2 separate regions of the Homo sapiens genome follow, and region 2 is linked to region 1. A link is a contact called in ENCODE Hi-C data. All regions are on one chromosome and are shown on one strand. Each heading gives the region's core, a stretch centred on a gene start or an enhancer-like site at or near the end of the contact. The rest is flanking DNA. Distances are from core to core; before and after follow the strand shown.

Region 1 (4,926 bases), core at 623-3,122:
AAACAGAATTAGTAACTTGCAGACTGACACCACAGGTATACACTAAGATTTCTTAGCCGACACTCACTAAGCTCTGATAAGCTGATATTCTCTCACTTGGACTGGCATTTCATCTTGTAGAGATGTCATGTAAACTGGCCCCCAAGTATTCAATCAAAACCTGAGTTCTTTTCCTTTGGTGGCTATGTTTATTTGGAATGGTGAGCCTGTAGACACAGGGTCCCTTCCATCGCCTCTTAAGCATGTGATGGGTTCTGCTGAACAGAGCCAGGTAGGCAAAACGTGGACCAAGAATCTTTACACGGAATTTCCTTACTATCTGTCTTTTCCAGGTGCTGTTTGCTTTCTGGTCTTAATAAATCTCATGCTGGGAGAATCCTGTTTTAGTGATTAGCATCAGTATATCCAGTCCTCGGAAACAAAAATATTTCCAGGTCCCAGAAGAGGGTCCAGAGTAACACAGCTTTACTGATCTGGTTTCAATAAATCTTGTTAACAAAAAATTCTATAGAACAGATGTTTTTTACTTGTCTCTGTTAATGTATGGACGATTCTTTATTTCAAAGGTAGTGTGATTTTGGCATTTGTGATTTGCATTGTTTAGCGCAAAGCATTTTAAAAGTACTTCAATATTGCAAAATGCTAAACGTTATTTTTTATTTTATTTTTTGAGACAGGGTCTCGCTCTATTACTCAGGCTGGAGTGCAGTGGTGCAATCTCGGCTCACTGCAGCGGCAGCCTCTGCCTCCTGGGATCAAGCAATCCTCCCACCTCAGCCTCCCAAGTAGCTGGGACTACAGGCACACGCCACCATGCCCGACTAATTGTTTTTGTATTTTTAGTGGAGACGGGGTTTTGTCACGTTGCCCTGGCTGGTCTCGAACTCCTGGCCTCAAGCAATCCATCCGCCTCGGCCTCCCAAAGTGCTGGGATTAAAGACGTGAGCCACCATGCTTTGCTTAAAGTTATTATTTTAAGAAAATTTGCGGCACATTTTTAGAAAGATCAGAAGGGCTGGCAGAGGTGAAGTGATTCTCAAAATCAGGGTAAGGAGATTGGCTGATAAGGTTTTCAGTTAAGGTCCCTTATAGACAAAAACCAAAAAATCAAGTTTTTGTATGTGATATCTCCCTCAGTACAGTGTTGCAATGAGACTTCTGTTAAATTAAATTAGAATATAACTAGAAAATTGGACGTCCTATCAGTCGATTAAATGAGGTATTCTCTGCACTGAACTTTTTAAGGAAGAGAACATTAGTTTTTCTATCATAACCCAAGAGTTTTTAAAAAAGCTTTGAAACAGAAAACATCAGTGCTCCATTCTCAAAACCCTGCACTGTTTACGATGAATAAAGTATGTAAGAATCATAGATAATGTCTGTTAGTTAGTTGGCCAATGGTCAACAGCGATTATCGAAAGACAATTTTTTGTTTTTAAACTGCATCGGTTCTTGTCTTCCAAATATTTGGCCCACAGCTGCCTTTGTTAACAGCTTGGAGGCTACTGAATTGTTTTTAAAGAGAAATGCCAACTCTACTGACTTCCTGATTGTCGACAGACATGAGGTTTTTTGTTTTACATGTATATACATCAGGAAATGAAATGAGATTACTACATGCTGTGCTAAGGAAAACAATAAAAGTGAAAAAATGTTATTTTTAGATAAGACTATTTCCTAAACCTTTAGAAGTATCGTACAAATTTGTCCTCCATTTGGTAGAATATGAACATGTGTGGTCTGTATCTCTTCTATGGCAGGCGATACTAATCATCTATCTAGATAACAGTCATTTTCTCTCAGCACGCTAAACCTGACATTTCAGTGTAAAGTCCAATAAGACAAGGAAGTGAGCTATTTTGTTAGTGGGAAAGAAAAGACAGTTATGTAAGAATAAGCCTTCAGGCATCTGCTGAGCAAAACAGAGAGCCCAAAAGAAGAAACGGAAGAGCAAGTGAGTTTCATGAGAAAGAGTAGCTACGGTTCACAGTTGTCTTTATATAGTTCTCTTTCCATTAAGGTGTATCAGCACTTTTGACTTCGTCTTTTTTTTATTTGAGAGGGAGTTTTGCTCTTGTCACCCAGGCTGGAGTGTAATGGCACGATCTCAGCTCACTGCAACCTCCGCCTACCAGGTTCAAGCAATTCTCCTGCCTCAGCCTCCCGAGTATCTGGGATTACAGGCGCACACCACCACACCTGGCTAATTTTTGTATTTTTAGTAGAGACAGGGTTTCACCATGTTGGCCAGGCTGGTCTTGAACTCTCGACCTTAGGTGATTCACCTGCCTTGGCCTCCCAAAGTGCTGGGATTACAGGCATGAGCCACCACACCCAGCCCTTGACTTCTCTTTTGTAAAAGCAATCCCCTTTTCTCTTGTACCTCAAGGAAACTGCTCCCATAATTTATGAATTAATACTCATTCCACATAAATGTAATTTGGATATAGTCCCTGAAATGTAAATATCTAGGATAATAGTATCCTGAAGAAAATAGCCTTTTGGGAAGTTTTAGATTCAGGACCTTTCAGGCTATGAAAGAGTTACTTTATCTTTTGTGTGTGGCCATTCATTTAAAAGGTTATTGGATCCTCTGGATTTTAGAAGATCTTTGAGTTCAGCCCTAGACCCTGTGTTATATCTAGAAAAGCCTTTTCTAGGGTTCTGTGTGTTCTAAGCTGGTATTTTATTAATGTGGTTCAGGAAAACATATCTACAGTATGGAAGTCAAAGCCATTCCTTTAAATAAAACTGAGGTTATATAGTCATGCATTTAATAATAGTGATAGATGCAGGAGGCATGCAGATGCAGATAAGGAAACCTGCACAGGGTCTTGCCCGGGCGTGCCTGCAAGGGACTGGGGCCCACATGTGCACTAGGAGAAGGGGGTGGAGCCACCAAGAATTCATGCCTTATGCAGGGGAGGAGACTGATATTCAATCTGTGAGGTGGGAGCCTGTTGGCAGGACCCTCTCTTTTTTTGCTGAGAGCCTTCTTTTCGCTTAATAATCCACTCTCCTCTCCCTTCAGTGTGTCCATGTGCCTATTTTTTCCTGGTCGTGAGACAAGAAGCTGGATTTTAGTTGAACTAAGGAGCAAAAAATCCTGCATCAATAGCAAAAACAACTTTCTATAATAAATCATAAATAAATTTATTTATATAAATTACATAAGTTATGAGAATGGGACATCTAAAATACCTAATGTTTAGCCACTGAACCGAATGTGGTCAATTTCGACGTGTTGGGTATCTTCCCAGAAGCAGATGGGAAGGAATTTGGAATTACTTCTATTACTCCACAATTTTAGGCCACTCAAGTGTACTAGTTTCTCTGGACCTCTGAAGATGGCTTTACTAGCATGGGCCTGCTACAGAAAAAGGGTGTTTATCAGAGACTCCCATGTAACAAATCACCCCCACCGTCCATGGTGTAGGTTTTAGGCTGTGAGATAAACTGACCTTTTGGATAAGGTGTCTGACCTCTCCCCTCTCCTGACAGTGATTTCTCTTCCCAGACAGCTGCGCTTACAAACAAACTGCTAGGTAGCAGTAGCACTTTGACAAATGGAGCACAACCCGGATCCTTTGTTTCTTTGAATTCAGCCAACAAGCTGGCATTCCAGAAGCTCATTAGGGGGCCATGAATTACTGTGGAGGCCAAGCCTGCACTTCCTTCTCCCTGGCAATCCATGTGGCCACACGTTCCCATGATCCGTGGGGCCAGATCATGCTATTCCCAGTTCACATTCCATCCCGTCAGGGTACTCTCAAAATAAATAATATTTACAGCAGAGTTCAGAGCTGGCGAAAGAAATGTGGAGGGAAAAATGTGAGTAAGTAGACTAGACACTGGAATCCATTGGATTTGTGGTTTTTAAATCATTTTTTCATGGGACTTCAGAAATCTTTGTAAGTAGATATGGACTGGCACTTATCAAAACCCCAAATTCCAAGGCCAAATTAATGTCATAAAAAAGTGACAAATAAAAATTGTAACAAGATTTAGTTTCTGTAACCTGAAAACATTATGTTTAGCAAATTCGGTAAATGGTTACTGGCCACCTACAAAGTTCAAGGTCTCCAGCCAAAGCTACTTACAGTCATTATCTATTTAAAAATTTGACTACCACTGCTTTATACCAAAAACTTGGAGAACTTAAATAAAAGGGGCCTGGAGGTCTCTTTATGCAAATATTCAAACAGAGCTGAAGAGATGGCATTTGAGATCAGAGTCAGCAACTACAACCCCCTAGACAAATCCAGTCCTCTGCTTGTTTATGTATTACCCATGAACTAAGGATGGCTTTTACACTTTTAACTGATTGGAAAAAGAAACCAAAAGAAGAAGAATATTTTGTGATACATGAACATTTATATGAAATTCATATTTCTGTATCCATAAATAAAGTTTTATTGGAACACAATCAGGCTCATCCATTTACTTATCCTATGGGGCTGCTTTTGCACTTAGGAAGAGTTGTGTAATTGAAACAGAGATCGTACTGCGTGCAAAACTCAAGATACTGACAATCTGGCCCTCAACAAAAAAAGCTCGCCGATCCTTGTTTTAGACTGTAAAATAATTTTTTGCTTTTGCTGAGATGTCTGACTGAGAACAGTCAACATAGTGAGAGCTCATCTCTACAAAAAATAAAATAAAATAATTAGCCCGGTGCAGTGACTCATGCCTGTAGTCCCAGCAACTTGGGAGGCTGAGGCAGGAGGATCACTTGAGCCCAGGAGCTGGAGGTTACAGTGAGACATGACTGCACCACTGCACTCCAGCCTGGGTAACAGAAGGAGACCTTGTCTCTGAAAAAAATTAAAAAATAATAATAATAAAAAAGCAAGCATGAGAAGTGTACATGGAGAGCAAGGAGAAAGCAGTTGAGACCTGAAAAACCAGTGACAAAGACAGCCAACT
Region 2 (4,926 bases), core at 1,480-3,979, 490 kb before region 1:
ACTTTTTAAGGAACATGTTTTATGACTTGAGATTATCTGCCTAGTGACCTTGCAGCTGCACTGCTAGAGAAGCAGAGTCTTCACAATGCCTGGGAAGGGAGGAGAGATAAGGCTCACCAGCCACAGAAAAACAGGCAGTTAATTTGAAAGGACTCCAGCTGTTTCTCTTCTTCAGGGGGAATTGGGTTTTCTTACATACAGCTGAGTTTTTGCTCACACATTCTTTATTTTCTTTCAATTCCTGTTTCAGGATCCATTGCGCCCCAAACATCAGCATCATGGAAATATATCAAAACTGCATATGTACACCCTGAATCTAAAATAAAAGTTGAAATTTAAAAATTTAAAGAAAAGGCCGGGCGTGGTGGCTCACGCCTGGAATCCCAGCACTTTGGGAGGCCAAGGCAGGCAGATCACGAGGTTAGGAGATCGAGACCATCCTGGCCAACATGGTGAAATCCCATCTCTGCTAAAAATACAAAAATTAGCCAGGCGTGGTGGCACGTGCCTGTAATCCCACCTACTCGGGAGGGTGAGGCAGAAGAATTGCTTGAACCAGGGAGTCAGAAGTTTCAGTGAGCTGAAGTCATACCACTACACTCCAGCCTGGTGAGAGAACGAGACTCCGTCTCAAAAAAAAAAAAAAAAAATTTAAAGAAAAAAGATCCAACGTGTGTGTTATGAACTGTGTCCCCCCAATTACAAGTCCCTAGTACCTCAGAATGTGATGTATGTGAAGAGAGTATCTTTAAAGAGGTAATGAAGGTAAAATAAAGTCATTGGATGTATTCATTCGTTCTCACACTACTGTAAAGAAATACCTGAGACTGGGTGAGGTGGCTCCCGCCTCACTTTGGGAGCACTTTGGGAGGCCGAGGCGGGTGAATCGCCTGAGGTCAGGAGTTCGAAACCAGCCTGACCAACATGGTGAAACCCCATCTCTACTAAAAATGTACAAAATTAGCTGGAAATAGTGGCAGGTGGCTGTAATGCCAGCTACTTGGGAGTCTGAGGCAGGAGAATCGCTTGAACCTGGGAGGCGGAGGTTGCAGTGAGCCGAGATTGTGCCACTGCACTCCAGCCTGGGTGACAGAGTGAGATTCCGTCTCAAAAACAACAACAACAACAACAACAACAAAATCAACCACAAGAAATAACTGAGACTGGGTAATTTATAAAGAAAAGAGGTTTAATTGGCTCACAGTTCCACAGGCTATACAGAAATCGCTGTGACATCTGCTTTTAGGGAGGCCTTAAGGAGCTTTAACTCATGGTGGAAGGCAAAGTGGGAATAGAAAGTTCACATGGTTGGCCGGGCACAGTGGCTCATGCTTGGAATCCCAGCACTTTGGGAGGCCAAGGCAGGCGGATCACCTGAGGTTGGGAGTTCAAAACCAGCCTGGCCAACATGGTGAAACCCCGTTTCTACTAAAAATACAAAAATTAGCCGGGCTTCATGGCAGACACCTGTAAACCCAGCTACTCAGGAGACTGAGGCAGTATAATCACTTGGGCCCAGGAGGTGGAGGTTGCAGTGAGCTAAGATCACACCACTGCACTCCAGCCTGGGTGACAGAGCGAGACTCCATCTCAAAAAAAAAAAAATAAAATAAAGTTCACATGGCAAAAGCAGGAACAAGAGGGAGAGTGAGGTGCAACGCACTTTTAAACAACCAGATCTCAGGAGAACTCACTCACTGTCACGAGAACAGCACCGAGGGGAAGTTGCTAAACCACTCGTGAACTCGGCCTCCATGATCCAATTGCCTTGCTCCAGGCCCATCTCCGACACTGGGGATTACAATTCAACATGAGATTTGGTGGGGACACAGATCCAAACCATATCACTGGGATAGGCCCTAATCCAATATGACTGATGTCCTATAAGAAAGGAAATTTGGACCCAGACACAGAGGGAAGATGATGTGAAGACACAGACAGGAGACAGCCATCTACAAACCCAGGAGAGAGGCCTCAGAAGGAACCCACTGTGCCAACACCTTGATCTTGGACTTCCAGCCTCCAGAAAGTTGAGAAAATAAATGTCTGTTGTTAAAGCCACTCAGTCTGCGGTATTTTTTATGACAGCCTGAGCCAACTCCTACAGTGTGAGTCATGATCTAGACTAGTGGACTTCATACTTTTTGACTACACCCAACAGTAACAAATTTATTTTGCGTTGTGATCCCAAATGAGCATGCACATTGGAAATCGAAGCATCACTTTCTCTTACGATGTGCAAGTCTCTCTCATCTTTTGCATTTTTTTCATTTTATTCTATTTTGTTCTTTTTTTCAAAACTGACGTTGTGACTCACTAAATTAATATCAATGATGGGTCACCACCGGGTGGGTCCCAGAGTTTGACCTAACACCAGGTGATGAGTCTGTGTCATGTAGGAGCCGAGACAGGGTGACAGGCCAGGACTGGGGAAGTGGACGTTTGCTCAGGGAAGACTCCCTTCTCCTGGTGCAGTGACCTTCATCACAGCCCTTCCCTTCTTTCTTCTCAGAATTGATTTTACCCTCTCCATGCAGCTAAACTATGAAATTCAGGTGTGTGGGTCAATGCTCGGTGCACCTGTGTTGCAGTGGACACAGTGTTTGGGGCTATCTTCTTCCTTTTTGTAACCTGATCTTGCTTTGGGGCAATCTCGTTTCCTCTGATGTGTGATTTGGGGGGAGGTGGTGGCATATTCTCACCCATATTCCCTCTCCCCACCTCTGCGGCCACCAGGAGGCAGCATGTGGCTCTCACTGCCTGAAAGAGCCTGTCCCCGGTGCTTTGACTACGAATCAGGAGGCCCAGGGACAGGGGTGGGGGTAGAGGTCATCTTATCCCCAAAGCCACTGGCCTAGCCTGCCCCTTTGTGCTGTGCCCTGCCCCCCAGCGCCACTCATAGCACGTCCCCGAGCCCCAGAGAGCCTGCTGACACCATCTGTTTTCTGTTTCTCACGGTCAAGGGCAGTTTCTGTTTCTCACGGTCAAGGGCAGTTTCTGTTGCTCGCAACCGAGATTCTGACTGCTACTGATAGGTACATTTAAATGGAATCCATGAAAATATCATCTCCCACCACAGCCCAAAGTAGGTCCTTCGTGGGTTGCAAGTTACACTAGAGAGATCTGGTGGGGTGGTGGGGTGGGCTTAACACATTGCCGTAAACTTAATCCAGATTAAACACTGGCCACATCGAGGAAACAAAACAAACAGCTGCATGTCACAGGTAAGCAAGCTCTTCTCCGCACCAAGGAAGGGAGGATAGCAGAAACTTCCTGCCCGTCTCTCAGAAGCTGCGAGGTGTGAGGCCCCCAAAGCATCGCTTCAGTGGTGCAAGGTGCCTCCTGCCAAGGGACAAGGCACGTGTTGGCTTTACTGAATTTGTGCATTCATCTAGAGCGGAGTGGGCAAACTAGCGCCTCCGAGCCACATCTGGCGGGATGCCTGTTTTTGTAAATAGAGCTTTATTGGGTCCCAGCCACGCATGTTGGATTACATGTTGTCTCTGGACGCCTTCCTGCTCCAGCGGCACAGTTGAGCAGCTGCCTCAGAGATGGCCCAGCTGCAAAGCTGAAAATATTTACTATCTGGCTCTTGACAGGAAAAAGGTTGCATCTTCTGACTGAAGGCAGAAATACCCAAACAGGCTGGGAGACAGTGTGGCCTGTCCTGCTGGGTATCCAGCCCCCAAATCACTCCCAATTTCTTCCTGTCCGTTATTTTATTTTAAAATGTTATTTTAGCTTCTAAACGAGTAGTAAATTTCACGTGCTTCAAATCAAAATTAAATCAATGCAAAAAGTCCTGTTTCTTTGCCTCCCCAACAAACACCGTGTTCCAAGAAATGCCAAGCCTGAAGAAGAATGAAGGTAGGTCTGAAATTTTCAGAGGCCCAAGCAAGACTCTGGAATCTCTCGGAGCAAATATAAACCTCCCCAGGCCAGAGCACTATTGTCTCTGAATGACTGTGACTTTCCAGAGATGCTGGGCCAGGGGATCGCCAGTTTTGGAGCGCTTTAAGAATCACTGTACGAGCTTGGTAACAATGCACATTGAGAGTGCATCTCAAGCCCAGATCTTGGTTTCCAACAGTTCCCAACAGGTAGAACCAGGGCTCTTTGGAGAAATGGCTCATTATAGGACAAAGGGCAGGAAGATACAAAATAATCCTGGAGCACCTTGTAGTGCCAGAAAGTAAGGAAATAATAAAAATAAAATAAAACAATAAAAAAGCAAAAACCGTGTGGGTAGCTCATGCCTGTAATCCCAGCACTTTGGGAGGCTGAGGCAGGAGGATCGCTTGAGCCCAGAAGTTTGAGACCAGCCTGGGCAGCATAGGGAGACCCTGTCTCTACAAAAAAATAAGTAAATAAACAAAATTAGCTGAGCATGGTGGTGTGCATCTGTGGTCCCAGCTACTCAGGAGGCTGAGGTGGGAGGCTAGCTTGAGCCAAAGAGGTCAAGGCTGCAGTGAGCTATGATCACACCAGCCTGGGTGACAGAGTGAGAGCCTGTTTCTAAAAAAAATAAAGGGCAGGGAGAGAAAAGAAATATCCGATCATCAATTCCTGTCCCAGAGTGGCAGAGAAGGGGAGGGGAAATTATCTGGGATTAAAAGATGGTTTAGATGACTGACGCAGTCATTTGCCAACAACTGTTTGAATACGTAGCAGAATCTCTTTTGATTTGTTTTATGATCAATGAGACCACTCTTGGAAGCAGTGATATTAAAATTTAGAATGGGTTGGGCGTGGTGGCTCACGCCTGTAATCCCAGCACTTTGGGAGGCCAAGGCCGGTGGATCACTTGATGTCAGGAGTTCAAGACCAGCCCGGCCAACATGGTAAAACCCCGTCTCTACTAAAAATACAAAAATTAGCCAGGTGTGGTGGCACGCACCAGTAATCCCAGCTACTCGGGAGGCTGAG

Evidence for each region. A loop is a pair of places that touch in the nucleus more often than their neighbours do. Pooled maps may share reads with other maps.
Region 2: a map with no recorded cell type shows a loop between it and region 1 (13-fold over the local background). The contact joins two enhancer-like sites. A Hi-C loop is called at or near these places in 3 of 37 single-sample maps with no recorded cell type and 2 of 50 pooled maps.

What each region holds. Positions count from the first base shown.
Region 1 is chr10:13,755,704-13,760,629 of GRCh38, forward strand. All of the region lies in intron 8 of FRMD4A (FERM domain containing 4A), which reads right to left. Among named protein-coding and RNA genes, the nearest start is that of PRPF18, 170 kb to the left of the region's middle. RefSeq lists enhancers at 1,850-2,039, 2,274-3,473, 2,622-3,319, 2,771-2,910. Within about 2 kb of position 1,873, at least 6 of the 41 ENCODE cell types and tissues checked have a DNase peak (open chromatin) inside an H3K27ac peak, as active enhancers do.
Region 2 is chr10:13,268,967-13,273,892 of GRCh38, forward strand. No RefSeq gene overlaps it. Among named protein-coding and RNA genes, the nearest start is that of PHYH, 29 kb to the right of the region's middle. Within about 2 kb of position 2,730, at least 15 of the 41 ENCODE cell types and tissues checked have a DNase peak (open chromatin) inside an H3K27ac peak, as active enhancers do.